Linked DNA regions of Mus musculus: regions 1 and 3 are each linked to region 2. A link is a loop called in an ENCODE intact Hi-C map of the cell type or tissue named here. Cell type or tissue: heart. All regions are shown on one strand. Each heading gives the region's core, and the rest is flanking DNA. Links, peaks and the distances in the headings are about the cores only. Region 1 holds the start of Gm34765 (a long non-coding RNA gene). Region 2 has its middle 17 kb from the start of Nckap5los. Region 3 holds the start of Bcdin3d (BCDIN3 domain containing).

Region 1 (10,484 bases), core at 833-8,832, 180 kb after region 2:
CAAGCCCTGGGACCTGTGAGTGGTGGCCACATCAATCCGGCCATTACTCTGGCCCTCTTAATAGGCAACCAGATCTCTCTGCTCCGAGCCATCTTCTACGTGGCAGCCCAGCTGGTGGGTGCCATTGCTGGAGCAGGCATCCTGTACTGGTTGGCGCCAGGCAATGCCCGGGGTAACCTGGCCGTCAATGCGGTGAGTGTCCACCAGACTGTGGAGGGATGGGCAGGGACCCTGGGGACATTTCAGACCAGACCTTCCATGCTCCTCCATCTTGAGAATGGGTACAACCAAAACACCAGGGCATAACTTAGCCAGTAAGAGCAGGCTGACCAACCTCCTGGCCAACCTCAGTGCTCCCGGGTCCTGGCTTCTCTTCACATTCTCCCTCATCTACCCCTCCCTCTCCTATGCTGCATTCCCTGGCCTAACTCCCCAGGGCCGCCAAAACATCCCTTCCATCTCTAATCTCACCTGTGACTTCTTTCTTGTGACCCCCCTTGGTGGTGTAGTTTTAAGGGACCCACCAAGGAGCCATGGATAGTGATGGATGGAGGTCTGGAGCAACCGTGATCTCCCTGGGCTTCCAGTTTACTACCCATGACATGGAGGTGATCAGAGCACAGCCAGTGCCCTGGGGATTACACTTAGAAGCCATGATGTGATGCACCCCCAGTGCTGGCTCCCCCTTTTGTAACCCCTGCTCCTGCCCCCCTGCTGTCTCTCCATCTTTGCAGCCCTAGATTCAGCCCCCTGTCCCATGTGAACTGGGCTCATTAATCAAACACAGAGGAGGATTTTCTCGGCCATTGTCAAGCTGTGAGTCAGACACACTGGAGAGACGGGTTTGAAGTTGGCACCGGCAGCGGGTCAGGCATGGATAGGAGGCCAGGGGCTGTTTGCAGTAGGCAAACTGGGCAGCTGCCCACAGGAGGGAGGGTAAATGCCAGCTCATGGGGGCTGGGGATTGGGCAGAGCCGTTGACACGATGGCACCCAGGAAAACTTGCTGACACCCTACCCTCTGGCTACAGGCCTGAGCTTCAAGCTTGCGCACACTGAAGTGCAGTTTCTCCAACAAATCGCCTGTCTGGATCATGCAGGGGACTTGACTTCCAAGAGCTCAGGCTCTAGGTGTCCTTGAAGACCAGAACCTTACTTGTCTAGCCTGTCACCGAGCCTGAAGGCTGCTAGCAGGGTCCTAACCCAGCTCTTCCTTGCAGCTCAGCAACAACACAACACCAGGCAAGGCCGTGGTGGTGGAGTTAATCTTGACTTTCCAGCTGGCCCTCTGCATCTTCTCCTCCACGGACTCCCGCCGCACCAGCCCGGTGGGCTCCCCAGCCTTATCCATTGGCTTGTCGGTCACACTGGGCCATCTTGTGGGGGTGAGTAGTGCTGGCACAAACCGGGGTGTCATGGAGATGAACAGTGGAACCCCAGAATGCCAGCTCCTCCAGATAGATAAGACCCGATAGAGTTTAAGATCTGGTCTTGGGTATCTAAGCTGTAGCCTTACTGGACTCTAGGTTTGATGTTGCCCATCCCCCCCCAAGACCCTCCATGGACTGAGAAGCTGAGTAAGTGGAAGGGAGGGCGAGCACAGAGACTCAAGCCAGAGCAGGTGCTTAAGAAATGTGGTTTGGTGGGCAGCTGGGCTGCGTGGGCAGTCAGCATCCTAGGGACTGAGAAACCTGGATTTGAGGTGTGGCTGGTTCCCACACTGTGTGACCCTGAGAGAGAGTCAGAATTCTGTGGGAGTGGAAGGGATGGCACCCTCCTCACCGTGACCCCCCTATCTACCCAGATCTACTTCACCGGCTGTTCCATGAACCCAGCCCGATCTTTCGGCCCTGCGGTGGTCATGAATCGGTTCAGCCCCTCTCACTGGGTGAGTGCGGGCCTTCCCCCGGCTCCTGAAAACACGGCAGCGTACTGAACTGAAAATCCAGAATTGACTGGACATTCTGGGTGTTGTCGGACCAGATCTTGGGGGTTGGACAGAGAATGTCTTTAGAAGTACATGGGAGTGGGGGTGGGGTCTGTGTTAATCTGAGGACTTTGTCTGCCCCTCTGTGTATCTGTCCTCTGATGCTGTATTTATTTGTCCCTATGAAGATATTGGGGCTTGTTCTTCTGGGACTGTACCCCTTGACAGCGTCTCCATGTGTTAGCCAAGCTTGAAGCTACATCAGGGGGTCTGTGTTAATCTGAGGACTTTGTCTGCCCCTCTGTGTATCTGTCCTCTGATGCTGTATTTATTTGTCCCTATGGAGATATTGGGGCTTGTTCTTCTGGGACTGTACCCCTGGACAGTGTCTCCATGTGCTAGCCAAGCTTGAAGCTCCAAAAAGGATGGTAGAGCCTTGCTGGGCCCTGCATTTTGGAAGACACATGTTTTGGAGGCTCTGTCTGTCTCCTTAGAAAACTCACTTGCCTCTCTTTGGGGTGGGATTGGGAATCCTGTCTCTCCTGGGCTCTGCCTGCCTCCTTAGAGGGTCTGTGGTCCATGACCTTGTCAGTAAGGACTGGTTCACAGTAATCAGCCCCGGAGATGAAAGACACCGTTCCTTCTGGAGGCCTGGAGATCTATGCGTCCATTTCCTTTCAGGGTCCATGGGGTCTGTGCTCTGGTGGGGAAGATCATGGTCCCTGAGCCCTGAGGCTCCTCCTCTGATCTAACTCTGTCTTCACAGGTCTTCTGGGTAGGACCGATCGTGGGGGCCGTCCTGGCTGCAATCCTCTACTTCTACTTGCTTTTCCCCTCCTCGCTGAGCCTCCACGACCGTGTGGCTGTGGTCAAAGGCACATATGAGCCAGAGGAGGACTGGGAAGATCATAGAGAGGAGCGGAAGAAGACCATCGAGCTGACGGCACACTGACCGGCACCGGGCAGGGGCCAGTCCCTCAGCCCCTGGACCACTGGAGAAAAGGAAGACGAAGAGTTTGGAGCACCTCTCCCTAGCATCCTCTCAGCTGGAGAGGCAGCATTGGATCCCCATGCCGCACACGGGGATGGGATGGGAGCAGAAGCCCATGATGGGACACTTGGGTGTGGGCCAGGGACAGGGCCTCTTTGGAATTAGGCAGAACGACTGCCACAGCTCAGACCTCAGAGATTGTGAAGGCAGTGCCAAGCTCACAGCAGTTCAGGACCATCCCAGAAAGGGGTGATAGCCCTGTTTATCTCTCCAACCCAGTATCTCATGTGCCAAAGCCTTCCCCCAGGTAGACAGAGGGGACATTGCCTGAGAGCTCTTCAGGAGAGAGATAGATGGTTCGTCGAGTGCCATCTTATTTATTTCTGGTTAAGATGGGGCGGAGGATGGGGGGGACGCTGCTGGTATTCGGGTTGGGCGTTTCCCAATAAACCACCAATCTTCATATTGTGCCTTCATCTCCCTCCAAAAGCCTCTTGGGACAGTGGCCAGTCACATCTCCCACTTGCGATGTCACACCCTCACTCATGCTCACTTGAGACTACCAAGAAAACCAGGAGACAAGACCTCAGAAAAGGAAGAAAAGCTGAAGCTCAGGAAGGCTGAGAGGACCGGAGAGCTGGCAGGAGGAGAGATCAAATGTAGAGACCGAAGGATACAGAAACAGCACAAGAGACCCGGAGAGGGCCAAGGGCTAGGAATAGGGTCCACGTCAGAGTCACGCGTCCCTCCCAACCATCCCTTCAGCTATGTCAAGTCCGCCACTTGAGGAGCACCTGAGTGTGCCAGGCGGAGTGGAGAAGTGAGCCAGCCACAGCTCCTTGGGATTCCTAAGGGATGACTGGCCAGAGCTTCCCAAGAGTCCTCACCCGGAGCTTCCTTTTCTGGGTCTCCTGGTGTTGCCAAGAGGCAGTGTGCAGGGGGCGGGGGTGGGGGGAGGATGTTCAGACATTCACAACATTACCCAGCTCCTTCCCAGGTCACTTTTGCCCTTTGGGGGTAGGGAGTGGTCCATCACACCCTCCTCCCCTCCTGTCCTGTTCTTGCCTGCTTCTCCGGGAGGAGTGGGAACCAGATGAGGTAAGGCTGAGGTGCTTGGTTTTGACTGCCTCGCTGTGAGAAACAGGGTAAGGACACAAGACCGCGCAGTTCCCAGAGTCCTGGTTAAGGAGCCCAGAGCGGAAACTAGCCGCTGGCATCCAAGTCTTTTTTGTTTGCTTGTTTTGAAAGACAAGGGTTCTCTGTGTAGTCCTGTCCTGGAACTTGCTTTGTTGACCAGGCTGGCCTTAAACTCAGAGATCTGCCTGCTTCTGCCCCTCAAGTGCTGGGACTAAAGGCTGAGCCACCACTGACCAACCTTGCTGCAACTGGAATGATGGACCCTTATGTTGGTATTTATCTGCCACATGGGTTGCCTTGAGGAGAAAATGAAGCAGTGAATGGAGGGTTAGACACTAGTAAGGACAGCACCTCTGAGAGACGGGTGAGCAGGTCTGCTCTCCAGACACTGCCTGAGTCCGCTGCTCCTCGGCAAATCCTCTCCCTCGCTCCTCAGCTTTGCCTCAGAAGAGTAGGAGGGAACAAGAGTGGGAAGAAACTGCAGACCCAGGTTGGGAGGCTGAACCACTCAGCCCTCCTTCAAAACATCCCGGGGTGGAAAGGCAGAGGAACACTAGATCCAAGCCTACCTGCCCCACTGGCTTCATTGGAAAATCAAGCAACGAGATGGGGGTGGAGAAGGAACTTGCCCTGCTGGCTGCAAGCGCCAGTTCCAGCCAGCAGGGGGCAGACTCGTCCACCAAATCCATACTGAAGCTTTTTCTGGGACTGGGCTCTGGCCAGGCAAGGATGGGGTTCTTCAAGATTACAAGGGTGTCTCGGGCTTAGGTTCCCGAGGCCACCAGGGAGCAGCTTCTCACTAGCCCACTCACTTCACTACCCAGGAGAAGGCTTAGAAGAGAACAAAGCTTCACTCCTCCTTTCAGACAGCTCTGATTTGCATACCCCACTCTAATGGACCCCCAAGGGGTGTGTGACAGGGTGCACAGGGAGCCTACGAGAGACTGATCCTCAGCAGGGGTGGGGCATCTAGCCAGAGGGAGTTACCAACAGGTCTGCAGCTTCCTGCAGGTGACATTTTCCTTGCTGTTGGGTGAGGATACAACCAGGGCTTAGGGCTGGTAGGTTGCAGTGATTGGGCTGTTTGGCCAGCAGGGGGCACTGCGCACCTGCATGTAATGGTTCCTGGACTGACAAAGACCTATGCCAGCACACACACTAATCCTGAATGCCTCTGGGGCTCCAAGCTGTGGCACTGGCTGTCAACTGTGCTTGGGGAGGTTATATCTTCCCTGTGTGTTCCTCTTCTCTCAGCAAGGGCATGCTCATTCCAGGTGTGTCCTAGTGGCGCCCCACCCCCCCACCCCGCCCCCGCCCCTTTGGCCACCACTCACCCTCAAAGAGCCAGGCCAGGCCACATGTGTTCTCCAGCACACCTGTATGAAGCCATACCCAGTCACACATGCTCTGCCAGCTCTCTGAGACACTTTTCCGCCTGAAGATAGAGTGTAGGAAGAACTCACATTCTCCATTTGAAGGCAGTCCCTCCTCCGCAATCTATGCCTCCCTCCGAAGCTGCCAGTTTCCATCAGGGCTGGACAGACAAGGCGCTGGGATAGATGGAAGAGGGTGAGAACTAAACGTGGGCAGGGTGGGCAGAAGGGAACTGGTTAGATGGTTGGGCTGGAGAAAGGATTTGAGGGAGGATCGGATCTCAGCTCAGCCCCCTCCCTGGTCAACAAGAGCATCTATCCGACCTGACCTTGCAGCCTACCAGTGTTTGGTGAGAGTGGGGGGGGGGGGAGTAACTCTGAGCTCCTCTCTTCCCTTTGTTCTCTCTTGCTGGCCTCACCTCCCTAGGGCTGAGAAGGCTCCATCCATCGGAGGGGACATCCATCGGAGCAGCCAGGTGTGGGGCTGGGACAAAAGGCTTCTGAGCTCTAAGCTTGGCACTAGAGTCAGGAACGTCTGGGTCCAGGAAAATGCTGGTTGGGGCTGGAAAAACAGGAACTGGACAATGACTGCCTGCCCTTAGTGGGTAAAAGACCTTGTCCCAGGCTAAGCAGGATCCAAGGAGGCTGTGTCCTATGTGGTCTTGAAAGAAGCCATTTCTGCACTAGGAGCCTTTTGCCTCAGAAACCAGAGCAAGGCTGCTGCAGGGAGCACTTGGCCCTGACCTGCCACGGAGGTCAAGACCCTTCCCCTTCCCGCTAATCTTCACTGCTGTGCCCTGGAGGCGAACCTGATAGCGGTTCTGACTAAAGGCACTTACCAGGTGTCTGCAGCTGCTTCTCCCAACACATGGGCACAAAACAATACCTGTTTTACCAGCAAGGTGCTGAGATCACAGAGGCCAAGCAGTAGGTGAGGGGCGCAGTACACAAGCTCCCATTTGTCTTACCCAAAGCTTTCCACACAGGAACCATGCTGTTGGAACATGCCCCAAGCCAGGCTAGGGGGCTGTGGTAAACGCCCTTCCTTTTATTGGGCTCAACCCAGGAGAAGGCAGAGAAGCAGGCCCCTCGGATGCCCTCATCTGCGGCTCAAGCCTGCTTTCTCTATGTAGCTCTGATTCTGCTGGGAAGGAGCACAAGGCTTCACAGGAGAACTGGACTGAAGGAGAGAGGCAGGAGAAATGCCCTCTCCTGTGTGGAGGAGACTCAAAAGCTCATTTAGAGACACTGTGAGTGTTTGGCCCTCTGTAGTAAAGAGGTCAGGGTGGAGATGGGGGGTGGGCAGGAGGAAGTAGTCTCTCCTGGCAGGTTGGACATAGACGTTCAGACTTGAACCTGAGGTAATGGGGAGCCCCTGAAGCTTTGGTGGGCAGTGGGGTCACATGACCAGTGTGGCATTTTGGAAGGATCTCTGACATAAGAGAAAGGTCACCTCTGTTTAGCACCATGGGCAGCTGGGTAGGGTATGGGCCATGGTTGAGCTGTCAGATGGGAGAAGGCTTGGCTTTCTGAGTACGATGAGGGGAACTCAGAGGGAGCAAGGAGTTTGGGAGGAGTGTGGAAGTCTGAGGGATGGGGGAAACAGGCAGAGGGATGGCTCAGGGAGAGAGACACCTGTGTCAAGCCTGACAGACAGACGACCTGGGTTCAATCCCTAGGACCCACATGGTAGAAGGAAACAACTGACTCCTGAAATGACCTCTGAAATTAGATGTGCACATACTCATAGACACACAATAAAATGAAAATGTAAATAATAGTAATAGTTTTTAAGAATGGGAAAGGGGGCTGGAGAGATGGCACAGCAGTTCAGAGCACTGACTGCTCTTCCAGAGGTCCTGAGTTCAATTCCCAGCATCCACAAGGTGGCTCACAACCATGTGAAATGGAATCTGGTGCCCTCTTCCGGTGTGTCTGAAGACAGCGACAGTGTACTCATATACATAAAAATAAATAAAATCTTTAAAAAAATAAAATAAAATAATTTTTTTTAAAAAAAGGATGGGAGTATGGTGGCGGCACAATCATTAGTCCCAGCACTCGGGAGGCAGAGGCAGGCAGATCTCTGAGTTTGAGGCCAGCCTGGTGTACAGAGTGAGTAACAGGACAGCCAGGGCTACACAGAGAAACCCTGTCTCAAAAAAAAAACAAACAAACAAACAAACAAACAAACAGAAACAAAATCAAACCAAAAAGAACAAGCAAACAAACAAAAAAGGAAGAGAAGGACCTAGGGCCAGCAGAACTGTGGGAAGATTAACGAGCAGAGCTTGGTCTCCTGAGGCCGGAGTGGGGGGGAAGCCTGGTGCGTGCCTGTCCCCAGCAGATTCAGCCTAGGGGTCAAGGGTGTATTTATTGTCCAGCATAAATGAGCCTGGAACTGACTCTAAGCTGAGGTCTCCACCAATCCTGAGCATCCAGCGTTATATCAGTAGGAGGCTGGGGGAGGCGGGAATGACACTCGCAGATGAGACGACAGAGACCTCCCGTTACAGCTGAGCCTGTGCGGCCTCCAGTCCCACCAGCTGGGCCTGGCAACACAGTCCGGGGGCAGAGAGGTGTGGATGAGAATGATAATGGGCAGCAGAGGGGAAGGGGAGGGGCAGTAGGGCACTGGCAAGAGCATGCTGTGCCCAGTAAGAAACCAAGGGTTCCTCTGAGGAGAGCAAGGGAAATCCAGGACAGACTGGGAGAGGGAGGGGTCTGACTGTGACTGCGATGGGGAGGGTACAGTAGAGCCCGTGGTCCAGAATTGGAGCTTTCCCTTGAAGATGTCAGAGGGTTTGGTCCTACGAGGGGGCAGGAGGGCAGCCGTAGAAATAGCGGAATGAGATTGAAACCAACCACACAGTCACCTGCTCTCATTACTGGGTCTCTCTCGTAGGCAGTCTCTGTGCAGGACACTATATATAGAACAAAATGTGATTCCTCCCCCTGAGGGCTGATCACCTTGTTTGGGAGACATAGTAACACCGTGGCAGGAGTGTGCTGACTTGTACATGGAAAGGCTTTAGGTATGGCGGCAACACACAGAGATGGCCTTAGGACAGAGCAGGTGGCGCTGGAAGCTGTCCTCCAGGATGGGTTAAGAGGTTCAGGCGAAGAGTACAGAAGGCTCTCCATGAAGGGGTGGGGGTGGGGGTGGAGATGGCAGGATGTTCATCCCAGGATGCCAGGGGACAAAGGAAGAAGGACGAGGGAGGCAGGAGGAATGGGGCCCCACAGGACCTTGTCATTCTGGCTTAGACCTCCAAAGAGGGTGGCAGAGACTGCAGCAGGACAGCAGCCGGCTGAGCACTGCTTTAAAAAACAAAACAAAACAAAGCATCATTCAGACCGCAGTGTGGAGGACTGAGGAGGGCAAAGTGAGGGCGGACCGGCTAAAGGCTGCACGGTGAGGAGGAGAGCCCAGCCGGGACCACTCGGGATTCAAAACTAGCAGAGTTCGATGCCTTCCTCTGGAAAGGGGTCAAAGACACTTCTTGGGTGCCACCAACTGCGCTGGAGAGAAGTGTGGGAGACAGGGAGGGTGGCATTTGGGGACAGACTCTGTTTGAGGAGCCTGCAGTTAACCAGGTGCAGCCAGGGTTAGGGCAGGATGCAGGTATTGCTTGGGCAGCTCCACAGAGGGAACACCTCTGTTTGAGAAATCTGATGCTACTGGGGAAGAGGCACGGTGACACTTTAGGATGACATAGCTATATAAGTAGATAACCCATCTGATGTAATAAATCATGGGGGTGGGGGGCTCTGAGAACAAGGTCCCGAAGGGAGGCAGAGAGGCAGGAAGTGAGGGAAAAAGCACAGGGGATCCCCCACCGGCGGACAGCAGAACTGTTCGGGCCACATGCAGCAGCTATCATGGTTTGAGCATCCGTGTGGTGAACCCCAGCTCCTTTCCACACCACCAGGACCACATCCTCAATCAAGTTGATTGCCCGTGCCTGAGACCTGGATGCCATGTTTTACGGGGGAATGGTGGAAAGAACTTAATTTCGCACCTGGGCTTATGGGGCACAGAATACACCCCACCATTTAAGAAGAAGAGACTAGGCAATTAGCACACAGGCACCCCTGCAGCAGGCCTTGGATGTGGGTTTCTCCATGATCTTGCTGGTCTCTAAGCTGACATTAGGGATCTGACTTCCACTCCCCAAGTCCCCAAGTCCCAGGCTAGACTTCTTTTGGCAGCCAGTCCCGGGAGGTTCCAGCTCAGTGCCCAGTGTTCCTCCTTACTGGCCTGGCCCCCTCCTGTCAGGTGAGCCCCGAGCTGGAACAGACACGTGAGCACTCTGAACCTCCCACCCCCAGACACGCACAATGCCATCAGCTGGCTCCCCATGAATCTGAGCAGCTTGTTTCTAAGGCCAGCAGTGTGCTGGGGGCACCTTAGCTGGCTGGGGAAGCTGCCACAGAAAGGGAGGCCAGGAGAGCTGGGGAGGGGTCAAGAGACCTGAGGGAACAGAACGAATCAGGGAGAAGAGGCAGCAGACCTGAAGGCAAGCAGGTGACAAGACATGGAGCCAGGGCTGTGTAGCAGGGCTTACCTTCTGGTTGGCGGGCTTTGGACCGCCATCAGCAAGGCGCTTTTTGCTGAGTTCCTGGCCACGGGGCTGTACGTTTTCTTTGGTGTGGGCTCTGTTCTGCCCTGGCCTGTGGCGCTTCCCTCTGTGCTCCAGATCGCCATCACCTTCAATCTGGCCACAGCCACAGCCGTGCAGATCTCCTGGAAGACCAGCGGGGCCCACGCCAACCCTGCTGTGACCCTGGCCTACCTCGTGGGATCCCATATCTCTCTGCCTCGGGCTATGGCCTATATCGCTGCGCAGCTGGCTGGGGCCACAGCTGGGGCTGCTCTTCTTTACGGGGTAACTCCAGGAGGTATTCGAGAGACCCTTGGGGTCAACGTGGTAGGTGCAAAGAGGCCCAGTCATGTGGCAGATGATAGGGCACCTGAGGGAGTCAGATGGTCACGGTGGGAGGCCAGACAGGAGGAAACAATGTAGCTATTCTGAGCTGCCCCGGGTTCCTCTCCC
Region 2 (10,484 bases), core at 1,626-9,625:
GTGGGAGCTGACTGGGCCCAGTGTGCTCCATGGAGAAAGCAAGGCGCCCACTTAGGCCTCCCGCTCCAGAGTCCCACCATGCCACTAGTGTTGAGACCCTCTCTATCCAGCCCCGGCCTCCTCCAGAGCCCTCTGCTCAGCCTGGCCTTTGCTGGGGTTGTCTGTGGTGGTGGCTGCTAAAGTTAGGATGTGCACCAGCCACGGGACTTGGGGCAGAGGGTTACTCACCCTGCAAGTACTTGTGTTCACTTCCGGTGGCTGGGCTCCTCCTCAGGAGCACCGGTGAGTGTGCGCCTGAGATGACTTCAGTCTGCTCACCCCGTTCAGCTGACACACAACCATGGTTAGCCGTAGTGTAGATTGTAGATTAGACCAGGGTGCCATGGAGGAGGGAGGGTACTTACAGAAAATGCTGAGAGTCTAACTCAAAGCCTACCTCCATGACACAGCTCACCACCATGGTCACACCTCCCAAACGGCTCCACCAAGGAAGGGCCAAGTGTTAGAATGTTCAAACCACCACAGGCTATCCCAGCTAAAGACCGCTGCTTTTCTCAACTAGGGAAAGGCGTATTTATCCTCGTGTGGGAGGGAGGCACAGAATGAGTCCCTGGAGCTGGCTTCAGTAAAATGCGCTGTGAGAGAGCCCTTTTCAGAATTGAAGTCCCTGGAGCAGTTTTAACTGCTGGGTGGATGCTGGGAATTGAACTTGGGGCCTCTACTGCAGACACATCTCTAGCACACTGGATTTGACTGCTTACAAATGGCAGACACTCCAAAGTGACTTGTAACTGCACCTGTGAGGCGGTTTATTTTGTTTTTAAACACCATTTCCTTCATTTTAACCATGTGAGTTTGCTTGGGGGTGGGGGGTGGGTGCAGGGTGAGGACCACAGCACAAGCTGGGGGGAAGTCAGAGGACTGCGGCAGCTTCTCCACTTTTCCATGGGTTCCAGGGATCTAACTTAGGTCTCTTTACCCAGTGAACATCTCATCACCCTGTTTTATGTAGTCTTAATAACCAGGGAAGGCCAGTGAGTTTACTAAAGCAGCCATTAACTTCCGGTGGCATACCAGGCGACACTGATGCCAGGGTCCCTGGTCTTGGTGTGTGCAGGCAATGCTGAAGAGAGTTGCAGAGACTGTCATCCTTTCTGCCCCGGGATTAATGTTGCCCTTTGAGCGAGAGGGAAAGGTACACCAATTTCAGCAAAATCTCTTCACCCCAGATCTTTGTAACTAGTATGAGCTACAAGAGCAAACACTCTTTTCACTGTACCTCCGTTAACATTCGCCTGAGGAGAATAAGTGGGAGCGTTGTCCAGCCAGAGCCAGAGGGAGGAAGCCAGGCTGCAGCGACGGATGCTTCTGCTCTGGAAAGATGATCCTAATGCAGTGTTTGGACTAGGGGTGTCAGTTCTCCCAGTGTGGAGATCTAGTAAGGTGATTCATTATGGACAGTCGTCGTCCAATAGCACAGGAGAGCTGCGTGAAAATATTACACGTTTAGGAGGCTCAGTGTGTCAGTGCAAGCAGGCTGCAGTTCACGTCCTCAGACCTCTTGGAAAAGTAGAATTGGCGGGGGCAGCTCCTGGGAGGCAGACGAGGAATCCCCGGACACACACACACTGGGGTTGAGATAGCATTGGGAGACAGTCCCGCTGGATCTGGGATGCTCATCTGAGATGAGTTAAGGCTGAATCCTGAAGGTTGGTTGAGTCAACGTGAGACAGAAGAGATAAGGAAAGGCAGTGGAACGTAGGCTGCGGCTAAGGAAATGAAATGAAGCAAGGCGCATGCGCGCGCGCACACACCTCAGCCTGGCAAGCACAGGTTTTGCAGGCTTTAGAACAGCTGGAAATGGGAATTAGGGTTATAATTAGTAAGTAGGCCATCGCTTACGAAGGCCTCCAGTGGGAGGCACTAACGAGTAGACTTTCCTGCAGGCAACTGAGGGATCCAAAAGCCAGAAAAAGGTTAGGCTTGAATTTCTACCCTGAGGACTGGCAGGCTAAAGGCCGTGTTTCTCGGACTCCCTGTTTCCGGCTGGAATGAATCAGACCTGTCTGCATTGATGCTGAGAAGTCTGTGACAAGAGATGCAGGAAATGAGCCTGGGATGCTCCATCCGAAGCAAGCTCAGCAGCCCCGCCACCGCCCCCAACCTCCCCCTAGTAGAGGTAGGGGCCAGCTTAGGCTCCATAATGAACTTTTGTTTTGTTTTGTTTTTTGTTGAGACAGGGTTTCTCTGTATATCTCTGGCTGTCCTGGAACTCACTTTGTAGACCAGGCTGGCCTCGAACTCAGAAATCCACCTGACTCTGCTTCCCAAGTGCTGGGATTAAAGGCTTGCGCCACCACTACCCGACCATAATGAACTCTTTATCAAAGACAAGTGGTATCAGTCAAGAGGACTCCAAGGCAAACCTAGGGAAATGAGGCTCGCTCAACAGGGAACAATTTAACGATCACTAAGAATTATAATGGAAAAAAACAACTAAAAAAAATTGTTTTTTGTTTTTATTCATTTGTTTTGGGTTTTTGAGACAGGACGACCTCATTCTCGCTCTATGCTCACAACGGGATGACGGCATTCTGCCTGTCTTATTTTACTTCATTTTACATTTAGTTTATGTATATGAATATTTTGCCAGTATGTATGTATGTGTGTGCACCATTTACGTATCCGGTATCAATGGATGTCACTAGAGGCCACTGGAAACACTAGGAACTGGATTTACTTGCTCAATAGCCTAGGGTGGCCTTGATCTTCTGACGCTCCAGCCCGCACCTCCCAAGCATTTGCCACTCTCTCATCCCGCTTTATTGGTGCTGCAGTTTGAACCTGGAGCTCTCTACCAACAGAACTACATCCTCAGCCACAGCATGGTGCATGTGGATCGTTTTTATTTGTTAGTGTGTGTGTGCGCGCGCGCGCGCGTGCACGCGCATGTTTGATATGTCTGTCAATTTAAACGTGACAGGAGCTTCGCCGTGCTGAGCCATTTCACAGGCCCATTTCGTTTGCTATACTCTTAAAATACTGACCACCTTTGGAGGAACCTAGCAACCAGCCACTCTAAGTACCCGGAAAGGGAAACAGCATTTTAGCCTTCCTTTTCTATTCTAACTTTATTTTGGGCATGCATGGGCAAGTATTTCCCTCCACAGAGATATCCTCACCGAGGGATGAAGGAATTATCCATATTAATGTATCCTTAATTTGAAAACCTGTCTGAAGATAGGTGATGGTAGCAGGCGCTAGTGTCATCTTAATAGAAACAATGTAACATTATGCACCCCCAGGCAGAGCAGTTAACACTGGCGATAAGTTTGTTGCTGGAGCCCGCTGAGGAGTCACCATAAGTGAAGTCACCGCCCTCCTGAAAGTAAGTTTATGGAGGAGAAGTTATCATTGAAGGTGGCAGACATGTACAGGGAATGCTAAGGAGCTTCGCTCCCCTTATGATTCCTGTGACTGGTGAGTGGGTGGAGGCAGGAACTCCTGGGCAACAGAATAGCATTGGAACTAACCGCAATCACACAGGAAACAGCGTCACCACCTTAGAAGCCTTGGAAAGAGTCTAAACAATGGCTGCTCAGCAGAGATGCCCACCTCCCTCCCTGTCTAGACTGTGAATTAATGAATTAATTAATTAAAGGGCCTGTCTGACTGTGAATTGGGTCATGGACATCTTTTTTTTTTTAAGATTTATTTATTAATATATGTAAGTACACTGTAGCTGTCTTCAGACACTCCAGAAGAGGGAGTCAGATCTCATTACGGATGGTTGTGAGCCACCATGGGGTTGCTGGGATTTGAACTCTGGACCTTCGGAAGAGCAGTCAGGTGCTCTTACCCACTGAGCCATCTCACCAGGTCCCATGGACATCTTCTTATGAAACCTTTTGCTAAATAAACTTTTGTGATACTCAGAAGAAAAAAAAAAAGTTTGTCATTTTGTTTTGTGAATAAGAAATCTGGATCACGGGAAGTTCTAAAGTTTAAGGACCATTTACGGGAACATTCAGTACCTCTTAGTGCTCTGCTTCATCCAGAGGATGTAACAAGTAAAACCAGGAACACCGCGGTGTGCTGTGGAGACACGACACGCTCAGCAGTCGCTAGCATTTCCTTCTGCTCCAGAAGACCAGGGCTCCTTTCTACCATCACTGTCCAGCACTCACAATACAGTTCCCATAGCTCTGACGCCCTCTTCGGGTCTCTGTGGGCACTGTACTCATGTACACCCACCCACACACAAATACACAGATACACATAATTAAAAACAAGAAAATATGCCAGGTGGTGGAGGCCTTTAAGCCCAGCACTCAGGAGGCAGAGGCAGGAGGATCTCTGTGAGTTCAAGAACAGCATGTTCTACAGAGCGAGTTCCAGGACAACCAGAGCTACACAGAAAAACTCTGTCTCAAAATAAATAAATAAAATAAAATAAAATAAAATAAATGTAAAGGCACTTAGTGGGACACTAAGAAAGCTGGGGGCATTGGACATGTGTTTGGTGGCAGAGCACCTGCCTAAGATGCCCGGGGTGAGGCTGAAGGCTTGACCTCCAGTATATTATGTGATATGACTTGTTGTTTTATTTTTTAGATTTATTTATTTATTATATGTAAGTACACTGTAGCTGTCTTCAGACACTCCAGAAGAGGGCATCAGATCTCATTACGGGTGGTTGTGAGCCACCATGTGGTTGCTGGGATTTGAACTCCGGACCTTCGGAAGAGCAGTCGGGTGCTCTTACCCACTGAGCCATCTCACCAGCCCATGACTTGGTTTTACAATGTAGACACATACTGTGATATAATTTATCTGTCAATTAAAATTAATTTTAGGGTCTGGAATGGAGTTCAGTGGTATAACCCTTGCCTAGGCTGTGTAATACCCTGATTTCAATTTTGCACTGAAAAACATTAAAATAATTTTAAAAACAAAATTTTAGCCAGATCTGGTTGCTTATGCCTGTAACCAAAGCATTGAGGCAGGTAATTCAGAGGAACTGCCAGGAGCTTGGGGCCATCCTGAGCTATTCAGTAAGGTCTATGCTAGCCTGAATTGTAAATCCAGCACTTGGGAGGTGGAGGGAGGCCAGAGATTAGGAGCAAGGCCAGTCTAGGTGTCATGGTAAATTAGCTCATCAAACACTGGGGAGATGTAAATTAAAGCAGGCATAAAATATGGATAGAACATACATATAATATATATGAATTTATTACACAAATACATATATGTAATACATGTATATAATGTGTGTATAATATATATGTGTGTGTGTAAGTGTACATATATACATATATGTAGATATTGATAACACTGAGTGCTGCTGGAAGTGTGGAGGAACATGCCCCTCACTGGTGACAGGAGGATGGTGCAGCCTCTGCAGCACTATTTGGCAGCTTCTTATAAACTCAAATTTAAATTAGACCTTGAACTCAGGTCCTCTGCAAGAGCAGTGTGTTCTTTTAACTGCTGAGTTATCTCTCTAACTCTTCTCTTCTCTTTTCTTTTCTTTTCTTTTCTTTTCTTTTCTTTTCTTCCTCTCTCTCTCTCTCTCTCTCTCTCTCTCTCTCTCTCTCTCTCTCTCTCTCTCTTATATTAGTGCTCTTATCTGCATGTCAGAAGAGGGCGTCAGATCCCATCACAGATGGATGCCAGTCACCATGTAGTTGCTGGGATTTGAACTCAGGACCTCTGGAAGAGTAGTCAGTGCTCTTAACCACTGAGCAACCTTTCCAGCCACTCCAGTTCCTTATTTTCATTTTGATACAAAGTCTCATATAGACCAGGCTAGCCTCAAACTCACTATGTAGCTAAGGATGACTTTGAACTTCTGATCTTCCTGCCCCCTTCTGGCCAGTTCTGGAATTACAGGCACTTGCCACCTCATCTCGGTTTTTTTTTTTTTTTTATGCAGGGTTGGAAACTGAACCCAGGTCAGGCTTTGTGCATTTTAGGCAGGGGTTCTACCTCGTGAACACAGCTCCAGTTTTAGTTCTAATTAGCCCCAAACTGGGAACAATTCAGTTATTCTTCCATTGTTGACTGAATAAACCATCTGCACATCTTCAGTGTGGAAATTAACCATGTCATACGCAACAACTCAGATGCGTCCGAAGGCATTTCTGTCCTGTGGTTTCCAGAAAGTGAGGGCACTTGGGAGGGGAAAGCAGAGGGACAGAATCTCACCACTTGAGCCCCCTCCCCCCCCCACCCCCCATACACACGCTGGTCCACAACGCCATTCACATTCAGTGTCCACTACAGGCTGCCCGGTGCTTCCCACCTATTGGGTGCCCTGTGAATGTTTGTTGTAGACTCGACAGGGATGAAGGACAGATATGGGCTGGTCACCCGCTGATGTCATGCCTTCACGAGAGTTTGCTCAGAGTAGTTCAGCTGCCTTGACAGCCCGTCTACGTTGAAACTGGTAGTAGGAAATGTGTCTCCCGGAAAGCAAGGCTGATGGGGAGAACTGGCAGGGATGGACAGGGTATTCATATTCTCTGGCTTCACCCAAGGCTTACCAAAGCTGTCAAGAGGTGGAGGACACCCTGTATTTCTTCTTATAGCCACACGAGGGCAGTGTAGCCCCGCAAACCGTGAAGCTGCCTCCCATGCGCCATCTACTGGCAACATTTTCTCAAGTGGAGGGAAAGGAGTTTTTTTTTGTTTGTTTGTTTGGTTTTTTTTTTTTTCTTGCTTAAAGAATGAAAGGCTTGATATGGCAACCCAACACTTTCAGACATGGAGAGGCCACAGTAGGGACAGGAAGATTGTCATGAACTCAAGGCTATCCTCAGCTACATAGTGAGACGCTGTTTCAAAACAAAACAAAACAAAACAAACAAAAGATAAATTTAATTTCTTGATGGCTCTTCCACCCTAAGACTCTAGCTGCTTTCCCTCGGCCCACACAGTTGCTCCTCCTCCACATATCACTTTGAGATACCCCACCCCCACTCCACCCCACCCCCCACGCTCCCCTTGACAGCTCTTACCTCTGCCTCATTTCATTGGCATGAGATGGGCAAGACTCCACCGCTAACAACACACCTCATCCTTCTGGCTCACCACCCAGTCTCTCCTCACCCGCACTTTGCTTGTTGGGGTGATGGATGAGGGTGGGGTGGGTAGGGTGGGAGCCCAGCCTAAGCTTTCTTTTCTTCCATCCTCTCCTTCTTCATTTTTTCTTTTCTTTTCTTTTCTTTTCTTTTCTTTTCTTTTCTTTTCTTTTCTTTTCTTCTCTTCTCTTCTCTTCTCTTCTCTTCTCTTCTCTTTTTCTTTCCTTCTTTCTTCTTCTTTCCTTCCCTTTCTTTCTTTCTTTCTTTCTTTCTTTCTTTCTTTCCTTCTTTCTTTCTTTCCTTCTTTCTTTCTTTCTTTCCTTCCTTCCTTCCTTCCTTCCTTCTTTCTTTCTTTTTTTTTTTTCTGAGACAGGGTTTCTCTGTGTAGCCCTGGCTGTCCTGGAACTCACTTTGTAGACCAGGCTGGCCTTGAACTCAGAAATCTGCTTGCCTCTGCCTCCTGAGTGCTGGGATTAAAGGCTTGTTCCATCACGCCCGGCTTCCTTCTTCATTTTTCAAACTCAGGACTTTGTTGCTAAACAAACGTCCTACCACTGAGTGACTACCCCAATATGTGTGTGTGTGTGTGTGTGTGTGTGTGTGTGCTCCTCGTGGGTGTAGGTGCTTAGAGAGGCTAGAGGTGTCAGATTCCCCAGAGATGGAGTCATCCAGCGTGTGTACCAGACTTACTGAGTCTCCTGGAAGAGACTCTTCAGTCTGCACTACTGACCCAGCTCTCGGGCCCTGGTGGTAGGTGGGGCGGGGTGGGGTGGGGCGGGGTCTTGCTCTGGCTTTGTAGTTGTGGCTGGCTTGGAACTCTCCGTCCTCTCACTTCAGTCCCCCCAGTGTTATCTGGTGTCGTTTTGAGTGTGCTCTGGAGCCGGCGTGTCTGGGCTTGAATCACGGCTGATCTATACACAGGCTTTAACGTTTTAAACGTTCTGGCTCTCCCTACCCTATCAGACCCGGGTAACAGGATCACCCACATGAAGAGGTTGTATAGAGGATTAGCTGAGTATCCACACACATGGCCGCCCGAGGTAGTGCTGGCGCACTGTCAAGGGTGAGTGTTCTTATGTATTATCCCTGGAGCCAGAGATCACCGCCACTGGCCCTCCACTCGCCACCCCAGTTCCCCCATCAGCAATGCTTCCCTTGGGTTAAGCCTACAACTTTCCTTTTCTCGACCTGAAACCAGTGTGTGCCCCTGCTATACTCTCTCACAAAAACCCATTTTCTCTGAAGTCTGGTGTCAGAGACGCCCATCCTCCGTCCTCCACTGGCTCCAGCCCCGTGAAGATGGGATGGAAGTATCCCCAAAACTCCATCTGTGGTGACCCCCCCACATCCTCTACCCTTAAGGGATGAAATCAAAGGCTTAAAGTGTCTGCTGGGCAAACTGTAAACATGGCTGCCCCTGAGGTGGCAGAGTGACAAGATGATACCACACTGGAAACATTCACACAAGCCATCGCTTCAGAAACACAACTTAGTGATACACACCTGTGAGCCTCACACTGGTGAAGCAGAGGCAGGGGAATGGCAAGTCTGAGTCAGGCCTGAGCTACATAGCACGACTGTGTCTCAAAAAACTAATAAGCATCCAAACTAAAGTCTTAAAAATACTAAGACCACATTACTTTCTTTTCTCTTTTGGACAGGGTCTTACTGTGTAGCCCTGACTGTCCTGGAACTTGTGAGGTAGACCAGGGATTAGAGGTGTAGACCACCACAGCCCTGGAACTCACTCTGTAGACCAGGCTGGCCTCGAACTCAGAAATCTGCCTGCCTCTGCCTCCCAAGTGCTGGGATTAAAAGTGTGCACCACTATGCCTGGCTTCTATATATTTCTTATAAATATATATTATATTTTTTATTTAGATATTATTTATTTTATGTGAGTACACTGTCACTGTCTTCACAAACCAGAAGAGGACATCAGACCCCATTACGGATGGTTGTGAGCCACAGTGTGGTTGCTGCGAGAATTGAACTCAGGACCTCTGGAAGAGCAATGCTCTTAACCACTGAGCCATCCATCTGTCCAGCCCCATATATTCTTATAAAACATATATACTTACATATTTTATTTTAATTAAATATATTTATGTGTGAGCAAGTACGTAGCACACAGAAGTCAGAGGACAACCGATGGCTGTCTGCTCTCTCCTTCCACCATGTGGGCCTGGAGAAGTGAGTCAGGCTTGGTGGCAAGGGCCTTTTACCCCTGAGTCTGTACAGGGGTCTGACTGTTTTTGAAACAGGGTCTTCTGTAGCTGAGGCTACTACATTCTGCAGCTCAGGAAGGCCTGGCCTCCTGCCTCCCAGATGCTGATGCCAAAGTGTCAACACCTCACACCTGGCTTCCAAAAGACCATTTCTTTCTTTTTTGTTTTTGTTTTTTGTTTTTTTTTTTGGAAACAGGGTTTCTTTGTGTAGGCCTGGCTGTCCTAGAACTCACCCTGAAGACCAGGCTGTCCTAGAACTCATAGATCTGCCTGCCTCTGCCTCCTAAGTGCTAGCACGCTGGGCCTTGCTTTCTTCTTATGACAATCTATTATTGAACCTGCGATTTACCATTTGACCCAACTGGCTACTTATCAAGTCCTGATATCCACCTGGCTTGGCCCCCTCCCCCACCCCCAAGTGCTGAGGTTATAGACACACACCTTCAAGCCTGGCTTTTATGTAGGTGCCAGCTATTTGAAACTAGGGTTCATGTTCCCACAAGCAAGAACCGTACCCTGAAACTGGACAGAGGGCTGTGAATCAACCCAGATTTGTAGGTCTTTAATAATTAAAACGTTTTTAAAAAGCTGGTCCCCGGGGCTGGAGAGATGGCTCAGTGGTTAAGAGCACTGACTGCTCTTCCGAGCCAAAGGTCCTGAGTTCAAACCCCAGCAACATGGTGGCTCACAACCATCCTAATGAGATCTGACTCCCTCTTCTGGTGTGTCTGAAGACAGCTACAGTGTACTTAGATATAATAATAAATAAATCTTTAAAAAACAGCTGGTCCCCTTCCCTAAAATCACAGACGACCCCACAAGTACTTACCGTGAACTTTTGGCTTTAAGAGATTTATTTATACACTTGAATTACCCCAGAGAATAAGGGCGGGGATCTAGAGCTGGGGTTTGCTACAGAGCATGTTTTCTTTTTTTAAACTTTTTTTTTTAAAGGAAACAAAACATACTATTTGTGGGGGGGAAAAGTAGAAAAAAGGAAATAAAATAAACCCCTGGCAGCCTTAGAGAGGCTATTTTTTTTTTCTTTTTCTTTGTGTGTGTGGGTGTCGCGGAGGGAGGGGTGGGGGCGGGGGGCTTCCTGCAAAAGGAGAGGTGCCAGTGTGCGGAGCCCGCCTCTTTCCCGCCTTTTGGCTTTGGCCTTTTGGGGGAGGGC
Region 3 (10,484 bases), core at 1,341-9,340, 55 kb after region 2:
GGATTAAAGGCAACCACCGACCGGCTTTACCCTTTGATTCTTTGACGTGACTGAACTTGCTTCTATGGGTGCTTTTATTCTTTTATTTTTATTTGTTTATTTTTTGCTTATTACTGTGAATGTGTATATTCTTCTCAATTTTTTCCTTATATTTATCTGTTTATTGTAACGGAGTTGCACATGCCATTGTGTTTCAGATCAAGCATGTGTGGCTATGAGGGCGCTTTCAGGAGTTAGTTCTCTTTGAGTTCTGGGGCTCAGACTCGGGCTATTAGGCTTGGTGGCTTGCTGAGCTGGCTTGTCTGCCCTAGTTTGTTTTTTGAGCTAGAATCTCACTGTGTAGCTCAGGCTAGCCCTGGAGCCACTGCCCCACCTCCTGAGCACTGCAGTTGTCTACTCTTAAAACAAAACAAAACAAAACAAAACAAAACAAAACAAAAAACCAAACAGGACCTTTTCTCTTCCATTCCTCTTTGACATAGGCTCTGGCTATGTAGCCCAGGCTGTCCTGCAGTCCACAAATTTGAAAGCCTCCTTAGTCTTCCGAGTGCTGAGATTATGGGCGTGCACCACATCCAACCAAAAGTAGAAGTTTTAGTTTTCTTTTTTCTTTTTCCTTTTTGGTTTTCGAGACATGGTTTTTCTGTGTAGCCCTGGCTGTCCTGGAACTAACTCTGTAGACCAGGCTGGCCTCAAACTCAGAGATCTGCCTGCCTCTGCCTCCCAAATGCTGGGATTAAAGGCGTGCACCACCACTGCCTGACCAGCAGCAGCAGCTTACCATTCTTATCTTGGAGGCTGGGAACTCTACGTAGACCAGGTTAGACTCAAGCTCAGAGGAATCTACCTGCCTTTGCCTCCCAAGTATATGGGCCACTAGTTGTTGCAGTGTTGTTTTTGTTTTTAATATTTATTTTTAATGTGTTTTATGTAAATAGATGTTTGCTTGCATATACGTCTTGCACATCACAAGAGGACATTGGAACCCCTGGGTATAGATGGTTGTGAGCCACCATGCTTGTGCCGGGACTTGAACGTAGGACCCCAGAAGGGCAGCCAGTGCTCTTAAATCCCTGAGCCGTCTCCCCAGCCTCCTTATCATCAGGTAAGAGACAACAACACACTCTAGAAGCCTGTCAGCACTGTTCTAATCCAAAGATGGACTCGGTTTTTATTTGTGACGTCATTAACGAGATTGAGCAGGCTTCCAGTCGGGCTTTGCAGTTCACACTGTAACCTTAGCATCTGGGAGAAGGAAGCAGGAGGGTTGCCAATAAGGTCAAGGTCACAAGGCCCTGCCTCAAAATAAACATCACCCCCAGAGTTGAGCTGCCTTTCTGTTCTCTCTCCTTTCTTTCTCCCTCCCTCCTTCCCGTCATTATTTTATGTATATGAGTACACTCTAGTTGTCTTCAGATACACCCACCAGAAGAGGGCATCACAGATGGTTGTGAGCCACCATGTGGTTGCTGGGAACTGATCTCAGGATCTCCCCTCCTCCCCTTTTTTTAAACATTTTGAGACAAGTCTCTCTATGTAGTCCTAGCTGTCCTGGAACTCATTATGTAAAACAGGCTGTCCCTGAACTCACACAGATCCACCTGCCTCTGCCTCCCAGTGCTGGGATTAACGGCGTTATTTAAAATAATTTTAGCTGGTTCTCATGAAATTGTTCTCTCCCTCTTTAGTCAGATACATTGCTTTCTGCCTGTGGCTTCTGAGTATTTTCTTGTGTGGACAGGACTCCAAACTTTCCAGTTGCTTCTGTTCTGACGCCTGCCCGTTAGGAGCGCATCCTGAGTGTTCTGTGCCGTGGGCTCTGGCCACATGGTCCCTTCCTCCAGGCTCACGGGGACTGTCCCTTGCCCACCACTCCACGTCCTTTCAGTACCGTCTCACCTCGCATCCCCTGAGAGTCTCCTTCCTGTGTGCGCTGCAGGGGACGGGTTTCCCTTTCTGAAGCTCTGTGATCCTGTTAGCCGGCATCTGCTTTTGGATACAGGGTCTGGATGGACACAGTGTGGGCTGGCCTGGAGCTCATGCTGTCCCCAGACTCAGCCTCCCAAGTGCTGAGGTCACACCCAGCTCATGATTTTGTAAATGTTAAAGTATATCCAGGCTCATTTTCTCTGTCTGTCGTGAGCCCTAAAAAGGTTCAATGTACTTGGTGCAGGGGCCTTAGTTATGCTGGTTTGACATAAAGATGACATTGTCATGGTCTTCGAGGCTCTCCTGGGGGATTGAACAGTCACTGTCTACTTGGTTCCAGGGCCTCATCTTTATGAGCACTAATTGCACATTTTTAAAAATATTATTTATTTATTATATGTAAGTACACTATAGCTGTCTTAGACACTCCAGAAGAGGCATCCAATTTCGTTACAGATGGTTGTGAGCCACCATGTGGTTGCTGGGATTTGAACTTAGGACCTTTGGAAGAGCAGTCGGTGCTCTTAACCCCTGAGCCATCTCTCCAGCCCCCCCTAATTGCACATTTTCTTCTGGCAGCCACACGGACTGTAATGAAGTTCAACAAATGGTTCCTCCTACCCAACTATTCAGTAGCTCGCCACTAGCAAACAGGTTGGACTCAGACCTGAAGGCTTTCATGGTTGACTTGTTCTCAATTGCACGTGTGGAGGTGTAGCCCCTGCATATCCTTTGGTCACTGGGGCCATTTTCTGCCATTGGGTTGTTTGGGACATCTGCGCATGGTGGCACATGCTTTTAATCCCAGCGCTCTGGAGGCAGAAGCAGTGGAGTGGATCTCTGTGGGTTGGGGTCCAGTCTGGCCTAAAGTCAGTTCCAGGACAGCCAGGGCTACAGAAACAAAGCCAAAACCAAAACAGTTGTTTGGACCTGGCTCCATTTGAGACCTTTTGAGCCAGTCCTGCAGTAAGCAGCTCCTATGAGTACTGTTTTCTCTCTGTAACAAATCACTAGCTTGCTTTGAAACAATGTAGCTTACGTTTACAATCCCAGCCAGAAACGGAGGATTACAGTATCTGTGCTGAGTGCCTTCTAGAGAATCAGGAGGGATGTGTTCCCTTGTCTGCATTCCTCAGTTTGCAGTCCTTCCTCGTTACCATCCAAACTTCTGTTACTACAACTACTGTGGCTAGATCTCCTTCTGCCTCCCTTTTAAAAGAGATCCCAGCTACCCGCCCTGTCTCAGGATCTTTAATTACATCGTCAAAGCCCCTTCTGCTGTCGGGATGGTATGAGGGAGTCAGTTATACAGCCTGTCATGGTGTTAAATATAGCCGCTGCACAGCCTTGGTGAAGGGTGAAGAGAGCTGGGCAGAGCCACAAGGTGCAGAGAACATGGAGACTTAGCTCTGTCTCCCACTGCAATCAATCTGAGACCGCCCAACGCTGGCCTCTTTTCCCATCCTTCCATTCCCACTGTCTCCTAACCCTGATTTAAAATGTTTGGTGGCCCTCAAACTGAACATGGCAACACTTCCTTATCCTGGGGGAAAAAAAAAGGTAATTCAGTAAGATTTGCATTTTTTTTTTGCGGTTCTCCTGTCTGTCTTAACTAAGCACGCGGTTTCGGCCTGTGCCGTGTTGACCGAGCACCGTCACCAAGTAACAGCACCCTTGTTCTTGGTTAATGCATTCTTCCATAAAGTTCTTGCTTATCCTTCAGCTCTTCTGGGCTTAGGAAGGGGAGGGCGCTGTCTCGGTTGTAAAAGTATGCGTGAGGGCAGGCAAGAGACAGATCAGAAGGAAGTACCGCCACACGGACAGACAGATGGACGCTGTGAACGGGATTTACACGCTACTGAAGGATTTGCTGGGCTTTGCGCCTCTTTCAGCATGGGGAGTGTAAAGATGCCAACTGAAGTTCCTAGGGTGTGCAATAAATAAATGCCACAGTGGGGCCGAGGTTAGGCGTGGAAGTGGGGTTAGTTTGCTTTTGGGATGTGAGGTGATATATCATTAAGATGCCTAATAACTACTTCAGAGGGAATTATGATTACAGAACAGGAAAATATTGGCCCAGAACCCTGGGAGTGGGCTACCAGTATATTTAGGAGCCAGTAGGGTGTAGATACATGAAATGATCAGAAATAGAAGGCCTTTCTCCAGGAGGCTAGACAGAATCCTAAGCTGTCAAAAGTATTGTCTCGTCCACTTGTGTCAGAATCAAGATGCTTGCTAAAAACAGGACCTTCACTGTGAATGTACTTAATGCCATAGGACTGTATACTTAAAAATGGCCAGCATGCGGGCTGGAGAGATGGCTCAGTAGCCAACAGCACTGGCTGCTCTTGAAGGATCAGGAGTACAAGAACCCACGTGGTAGTGACTCACAGCCATCTGTTAACTCCGGTCCCAGGGAATCTGATGCCCTCTTCTGGTCTCTTTGGGAACTGCATGCACATGGAGCATAGATATTCATACAGGCAAAACAAAATACACAGGAAATATATAAACTAAGACAGCCAAGGCTACATAGATACCTTGTCTTAAAAGACAAACAAATAAACAAAAAGTCCCCAAAAATCATAAAAAGGAAAACACAATAGAATCAGGCTGGGGATGCAGCCCACTGGCAGAGTGATTGCAGAGTGTCTGCAGGGTCCAGCCCTGTGCCTGATCCTTAGTCCCTGAAAATCAGAGAGGGGGAGGGGGAAAGAGAGAAGGAAAATGAGATTACTGAGCTGTACTGCAGACCCAAATTGCTATCTACCTCAGGGTTCATAATTTAAATTTTACTTTATTGTGGGGGATGAGAAGACTAGGGATCAAATTTTGCAAGAATTTGGTAAATACTCTGCGATTAAGCTTTACCCAAGCCATAAATATCTGTTGTCATTACTTTCTATTTTATTTTATTTAAAGACAGGGACTCATGTAGCCCAGGCTGGCCTTAAACTCCTGATCCTCCTGCCCCTGCCTGCCAAGTGCCTAGATTACAGGCATCCACCACTACGCCCAGCTTCTAGTATCTGTAAGTACTGTGCCAAGGCCTGTCTGGCTCTAGATATCTGCTTGACTGGCCATTTCCTGTAGCCAGGCCAGCACCTCATTATACACGAAGATCTCATTGTGAGGCTTTACCTCAAGGCAGGTCCTGTATCCCCAGAAAATGCCAGAAGAAACCAGATCAGATTTTAAGGAGAGCAAAGAAACGACACAGCCTTTTTCGTTCTTTCTTTTTTTAATAAATAACCCCTTAGAGCTGGAGATGAGGTTTGGTGTTAGACTCGCTGCCGAGCACACCCGATACCCTAATGCTTCTCAGGAAACAAATCAACTTCCCAAAGAGCAGTTTCACTCCTCAAGAACATACTCTCCGTCCAGCTGCCTCGTTCACTGTCCCGCGAACTCATTCCCGTGGGAGCTATTCCAAACAACAGGGAACACGGACTGTGCCTTTCAGCCGCTTGCTTCAGACACTTTGCCAAAAGCCCCTGCCAGGTCTCAAGGCTGCCTGATGTCTCTGGGATCCAAACTCGATTCTCCGTGTTAAAGCTCCACGGTATCTCTTTACTGGTGTGTGTCCCGTGGCCTTCGGAATCTTAATCTGTCCGTGTCTCTTTTGTTGACGATTCGGGGATTGCCTGAGTCTCGTGGGTGTGCTTTGCTCTGAAGAGCAGAAGGCTTCGGTCCCAACTGGTGTTGCCGAAACAGCACGCTAACTCCATCCCGTGGTCCTGCGTCAAGATCCGCACGATCTGCTTGGCCATGTCACCTCGGATGGCCAGCGAGCGGAAGTGATCAAAACTGTGGAGTCCCAGCTTGCGCAGGCGCCTTGCAGCTGCCCGGTAACACTTCCAGGGTTGTGGCTCCACGAGGAGGTAGCTGCAGAGAGAGGAGACGTGGGCCAGGAACTCGCACAGACCACGGTCCCCGTGGTTCAGATGAATCCACATGGTTACTGACATGCAGAAGACCATGTCAAAAACGGAACGCCCAAACTGGCTCAAGAAAGAACTCAAGGGAACCTTCCTGCTCTCTTGATCCATGATGTCCAGGGTGATAAAGGTCAAAGCCTCAGGGAAGGGACAGTCTCTTTCAGCCCTCTCCACAAGGACTGGATCTATATCACAGCAGAGGATGCGGAGTTCTCTGGATGCACCGGAGCAGGTCTCCCCATCGCGAGGGGAAAGGAAATGTTTGTACAGAGCCACACTCAGATCCTAGAGGAATCCAAAAGAGCCTTGTCATTGCAGCTCTCTAACAGTGCGTGGAAAAGAAACCTCTCATCCTTTGAGACCGCCACTGACCTCTGCCTGTACCGGAAGTGAGGCTCTTAACATAATAATCTAGAGAGGATATTTTTTTTCATGAGCAGACTCTTAGCGCCCCCTAGGGGCTGCGAGCTATAATGCACCCACCCTGTACCCTACATTCAGTTTTTACCTTTTCTTTTTCTTCCTTCCTTCCTTCCTTTCTTTTTAAATCAGTCTTAAGTGGCTCAACTCAAACTCATGTAGCCGAGGATAGCCCTGAACTCCTGATTTCCCTACCCGTGCCTGGCTACCTGGACCCTGACCCTGACAACAGATTGAGTTGTACAGTTGAAAGTTATAAACCAAACGATATGACAAAGGCCAGCAAAGAGCTCAGGGCAGTGTTTCCCAGCTTAAACAATATATTGGCATATTCTATTCATTATCCCTTTCTGGGTGTCTCATATCCAAAGGAAAGTACTCCGGAAGTGTGAGTGGTGTCCCTCGTCGGGAAGCTGGGGAATAAAGCAGTACCTGGTAAAAACCTGTTTTCTCGGAGTCGGCAAAGTCTGGGCTCTAGGAAGCTCTCACCCGGCCTTGCCTCTACCGTGTGAGCTTGCACCGCCTCCTGAAACCGCCTCTGCCTTTGAAGCCACCACTCTTAAAAGTCTCTGTGAGTCTTTCTAGCCGGGAGTGTGATGATCTGATCTGGCCACCCATCTTAGCACGCTTCTGACTCTCAAACGAGACACCACCTCTTCCCTCTAACTGTAACTAATTCAAACACGTGGTTTTGTGCAGTCTCTGTCACCTCTGCAACTTCTCACGCGGGTGAAGAACACACATGGCGGGAACCACTCGGCTGTTCAAGTGTGAACGAGTCATTCATTCATGGCAACGGGGTATTAGCAATAACAGCATAAAACTGAGGAGCTTGGCTTGATACACCCAAGTAGTGGTGGCACACGCCTTTAATCCCAGCACTTGGGAGGCAGAGGCAGGCGGATTTCTGAGTTCGAGGCCAGCCTGGTCTACAGAGTGAGTTCCAGGACTACACAGACAAACTCTGTCTCAAAAAACAACAACAAAAAAAAAAACCAAAAACTTTCAAAGACATACTGCTGAAGAGGAAAATCAAGTAGATGGCAAGTTTCCTCCTTTTTTGTTTTTTGTTTTTGTTTTTTAAATAAGTCTATGTAGACCAGACTGGTCTCTTAACAGTTTGGGATCTCCCAGCTTCAGCCTCCCAAATGCTGGTATTACTGTCAGACAAGTTTTCCTTTATACAAAATCCCAAAGTGGGAAAATTAAACCATATTGTTTAGGGTTAGAAAATGAGTAAGATTTAAAAAAATAAAAATAAATTTAAAAAATAAATTTAAAAATAAATTTAAAAAGAAAATGAGAATTATATAAACAAAAGCAAGACAATAACAGGCTAACTGTTGCCTGTGGGTGAAAGGGGCTTTTAAAATAGGAAACGACATATAAAGGTTTTTGGGGGCTGACGATGAGAGTGATCACAACGGTGTTTGCCTTATAACTTGTACAGTACAGACTTATGTTTTATGTACTTTCATGAAAGTATGGAATAATTCACATTAAACTCCACATTTTAAAAATTATGGATCAAGGTTATTTACTTAGTTAGCTAAAGTCACATGGACACTAATAATAAGACTTCGGCTACATAAAGTTCCTTTTATTCAAACCAGGCTTTTCTAACTATTTTTAAAAATTATCTTTTGTATGTGTATGCATGAGTCTTAGTGCTTACACATGCTAATATGTGTACGGATGCCCAGAGGGGCCAGAAGAGGACTTCTGCTCTGCTGAAATTAGAGTTCCAGGTGGTTGTGAGCTGCCCTCAAGGATGCTGGGAATGGAACTTAGGTCCTCTGAAAGAACAGCGCTCTGAAGAATGGAGCTGAGTTCCTAGAACCCCTTCTAACTTAACAATACACAAGTTACCTCCGGGGTCATCTTAAAATACAGATGCTGGCTAAGTAGACGGGGGTGGGGGTGGGGTAGGCTGAGATTCTGTGTGTCTAACAAACTGCACAGTCACACTAACTTTGTTCAAAGTCACAGTTGAAGGCACAAGGACCCACACCACGCCACTAAATTTCCTCCTACCCTGATTTGCTTCCCTCCTATCGGACTCTGTTTTTGAGGCCGGCATGGTCTCCATATTGAGGGCAGAGAGAACTTGTGTAAAACAAAAATGAGTGGATAAATGCGTAAATAAATAAATGTTCAAAAGTAAACTTGAGAACAACTGCCTTAGTCAATTGCAACCGTGTCCTTTCTACTGTGGCTCTGTATATACTGTTTACAATTTTAAAATCTTTTTTTTAAAAATGTTTTTCTTTTCTGTTTTTCTGCTGGTTTCCTATACCACGGTGACACGTTTACAGGGACACACACCCAGCTGGTTACTGTAGTCTATAACCAAAAGCTCTCCTCAACTGAGACCCTCAAAGGTCTTCACCACCCACCAATGTCTCTTTTTTGTCGTTTTTGGAAACATGGTCTTAGTAGCCTAGGCTAGCTTCAGACTTGTGGGAATGCTTGTCTTCTGAGAGCTAGAATTACACGTGGGCAAAAGGTCTATCCCTGGACTCTGGTGATGGAATGTGGAGCGAATGGCGGAGGGTCCTAACCATTTGTAATGTTGGATAAAACTGCCCGCTTCACTGGGACATCCACTAACTAGCTACAAATAGGCGAGACTGTTATTTCCTTATTTTTGCTGCGGTTTGACTCTAATCATTACATGTCTGAAAACACTCTGCGGTGGGAAAGGTGGTTAAGGCTTCCTCCTCTGGCCGGATGATCTATTTTCTTTCTTGATCCCTCTCTACTGTTCACCGTTGTACTCTGTTAGCACAAGTAAATAAGGATCTGGCTCCAGGTCTGTCTTGCACTGTATATCTACAGCCTTAAGTTTCAGCCGTGATTACGTCACCCTGGCTCTTATCTTTTAGGAATCAGGATTCCCAGATTTTTTGGGGGGGGGAAGGGAAGGGGATCCCCGTTCCCCAGCCAAGAAGACCAGCAAAGCAAGAGAGGAGGCAAACGCCGGAAGTCCAGATCAGACGGTCCTCCTCCCCAGCGGTCTGGCGGGAATTTTTGGAATGAGTTGTGGATTGCTCAAAATTCCTCACTCGGCCGTGGGGCCCCAAAGGGAGGGCTGGGACGTGCACGTGTCTGTCAAGGCTATACTTTAAAAGCCCACTCTGGGCTTTGAGTTTTGATGCCACGCCCAGGCCAGCACCACGGAGGACGCGGAGGCTGACCATCGCTGGGCTCCCGGCGCTCCGATCCCTGCCGCGTCACTCACCCCGGAGTTACACCCCACGTCGAGCCCTAGGATCGGCCTCTTCTCGGGACCCTCGGGAGGGAAGAGCTGCCGAAGAAGCTCCGGGGGCAGAAGGCGGAGCCTTTGCTCGGGAGGGTGGAAGCGGGAATAATGAGGGAAATTTCCGAACGGGGCGGCCCCGGGTTCCAGAGCCCCCGGATGCTCTTCCTCCACAGCCTCTCCAACGCCCCCTCTTGACAATGTCCCGTCTGCGGCCATCACGCTCTGTCCCTCGGTTGGGGCGGAACCGGAAGTCTGGAGCCCGCGGAGGGAGGGGGCGAGCGCAGCGCCAGCGCGCATGCGCCTAGGGTAGAGGTCTGAAAGAAGGTGAGTTTAGGTAGGTGAGAAGACCCCAGTGCCTAGTCGGGGCTTTCGGTATCCTATTGGAGGCCGTGATCGTCCCCTCTTACTTAACGGACTTGCCCAACTTGAGTTGAACCTTGGGCCACTGACCAAAGCAAGGAGTTTGTGGGGGTCTTGAAAGTGAAGTTGGTCCAAGTTTCTTTCTTTTCAGATACACAAAGTGAGCTGTAAGGAAGGGGGATTCCTTGTCTGGGGAGTATGTGTGTGTGTGGGGCCTGTGACGGGGTCACACAACAATGCACTGACACAGGAACTTGAGCCTGGTTTAGAAAACGTAGCTGGAAGCTCTAGAACACTTAAGGTGCCACAAGGGGACCGACAGACATAGTAACTATAGACTTCATTCCAGAGGATGGAGTTGCTACATTGATACTTTTCAGCTGTGAACCTCCTATATTTATCATAAATCCTGGCGCACGGTTGTTCAGTAAATACTTGTTGAATGAAAACTGTACAAGATGCAAGTGACTAAGCCGTATCTGTTTGGGGGAAGAAAGAAAATGGGAGAACAGAGTTAAATTGAAAGAGATGTGTTGAGATAAACTTAAGACCAAAAGTGGGCCGAACTCTGTAAA

Evidence for each region. Peaks named below come from ENCODE experiments on the same cell type or tissue, not always from the same donor. Only the 100,000 strongest peaks of a DNase experiment are listed, where the experiment ranks them.
Region 1: it touches region 2 in a loop (1.8-fold over the local background); 2 of 42 quality-filtered maps call a loop at or near these places.
Region 3: it touches region 2 in a loop (8-fold over the local background); 33 of 42 quality-filtered maps call a loop at or near these places.

Annotation. Positions count from the first base shown.
Region 1 is chr15:99,591,443-99,601,926 of GRCm38, forward strand. Aqp5 (aquaporin 5) reads left to right here. Exons shown (of 4, transcript NM_009701.4): 1 at 1-192; 2 at 1,220-1,384; 3 at 1,804-1,887; 4 at 2,693-3,387. The coding sequence ends at 2,878. It overlaps Gm34765 (a long non-coding RNA gene), which reads right to left and starts at 10,100. Exons shown (of 5, transcript XR_875660.2): 1 at 9,996-10,100; 2 at 5,847-5,989; 3 at 5,518-5,604. Aqp6 (aquaporin 6) reads left to right here and starts at 9,758. Exons shown (of 5, transcript NM_175087.5): 1 at 9,758-10,358. The coding sequence starts at 9,966. In heart, for the core only: CTCF peaks have their summits at 4,704 (motif pointing right), 4,903 and 5,149 (motif pointing right); DNase peaks (open chromatin) are centred at 4,729 and 5,069; H3K27me3 peaks cover 6,187 bases.
Region 2 is chr15:99,410,112-99,420,595 of GRCm38, forward strand. No RefSeq gene overlaps it. Among named protein-coding and RNA genes, the nearest start is that of Nckap5los, 17 kb to the right of the region's middle. RefSeq lists an enhancer at 9,843-10,484. In heart, for the core only: CTCF peaks have their summits at 1,912, 5,871 (motif pointing left) and 6,624; DNase peaks (open chromatin) are centred at 6,360 and 7,010; H3K4me3 peaks cover 430 bases; H3K27ac peaks cover 1,908 bases.
Region 3 is chr15:99,464,928-99,475,411 of GRCm38, forward strand. Bcdin3d (BCDIN3 domain containing) reads right to left here and starts at 9,803. Exons shown (of 2, transcript NM_029236.2): 1 at 9,529-9,803; 2 at 5,157-6,152. The coding sequence starts at 9,765. The coding sequence ends at 5,532. In heart, for the core only: CTCF peaks have their summits at 4,373 (motif pointing left) and 6,318 (motif pointing left); DNase peaks (open chromatin) are centred at 4,314, 5,384, 5,734, 6,344 and 2 weaker places; H3K4me3 peaks cover 1,153 bases; H3K27ac peaks cover 2,378 bases.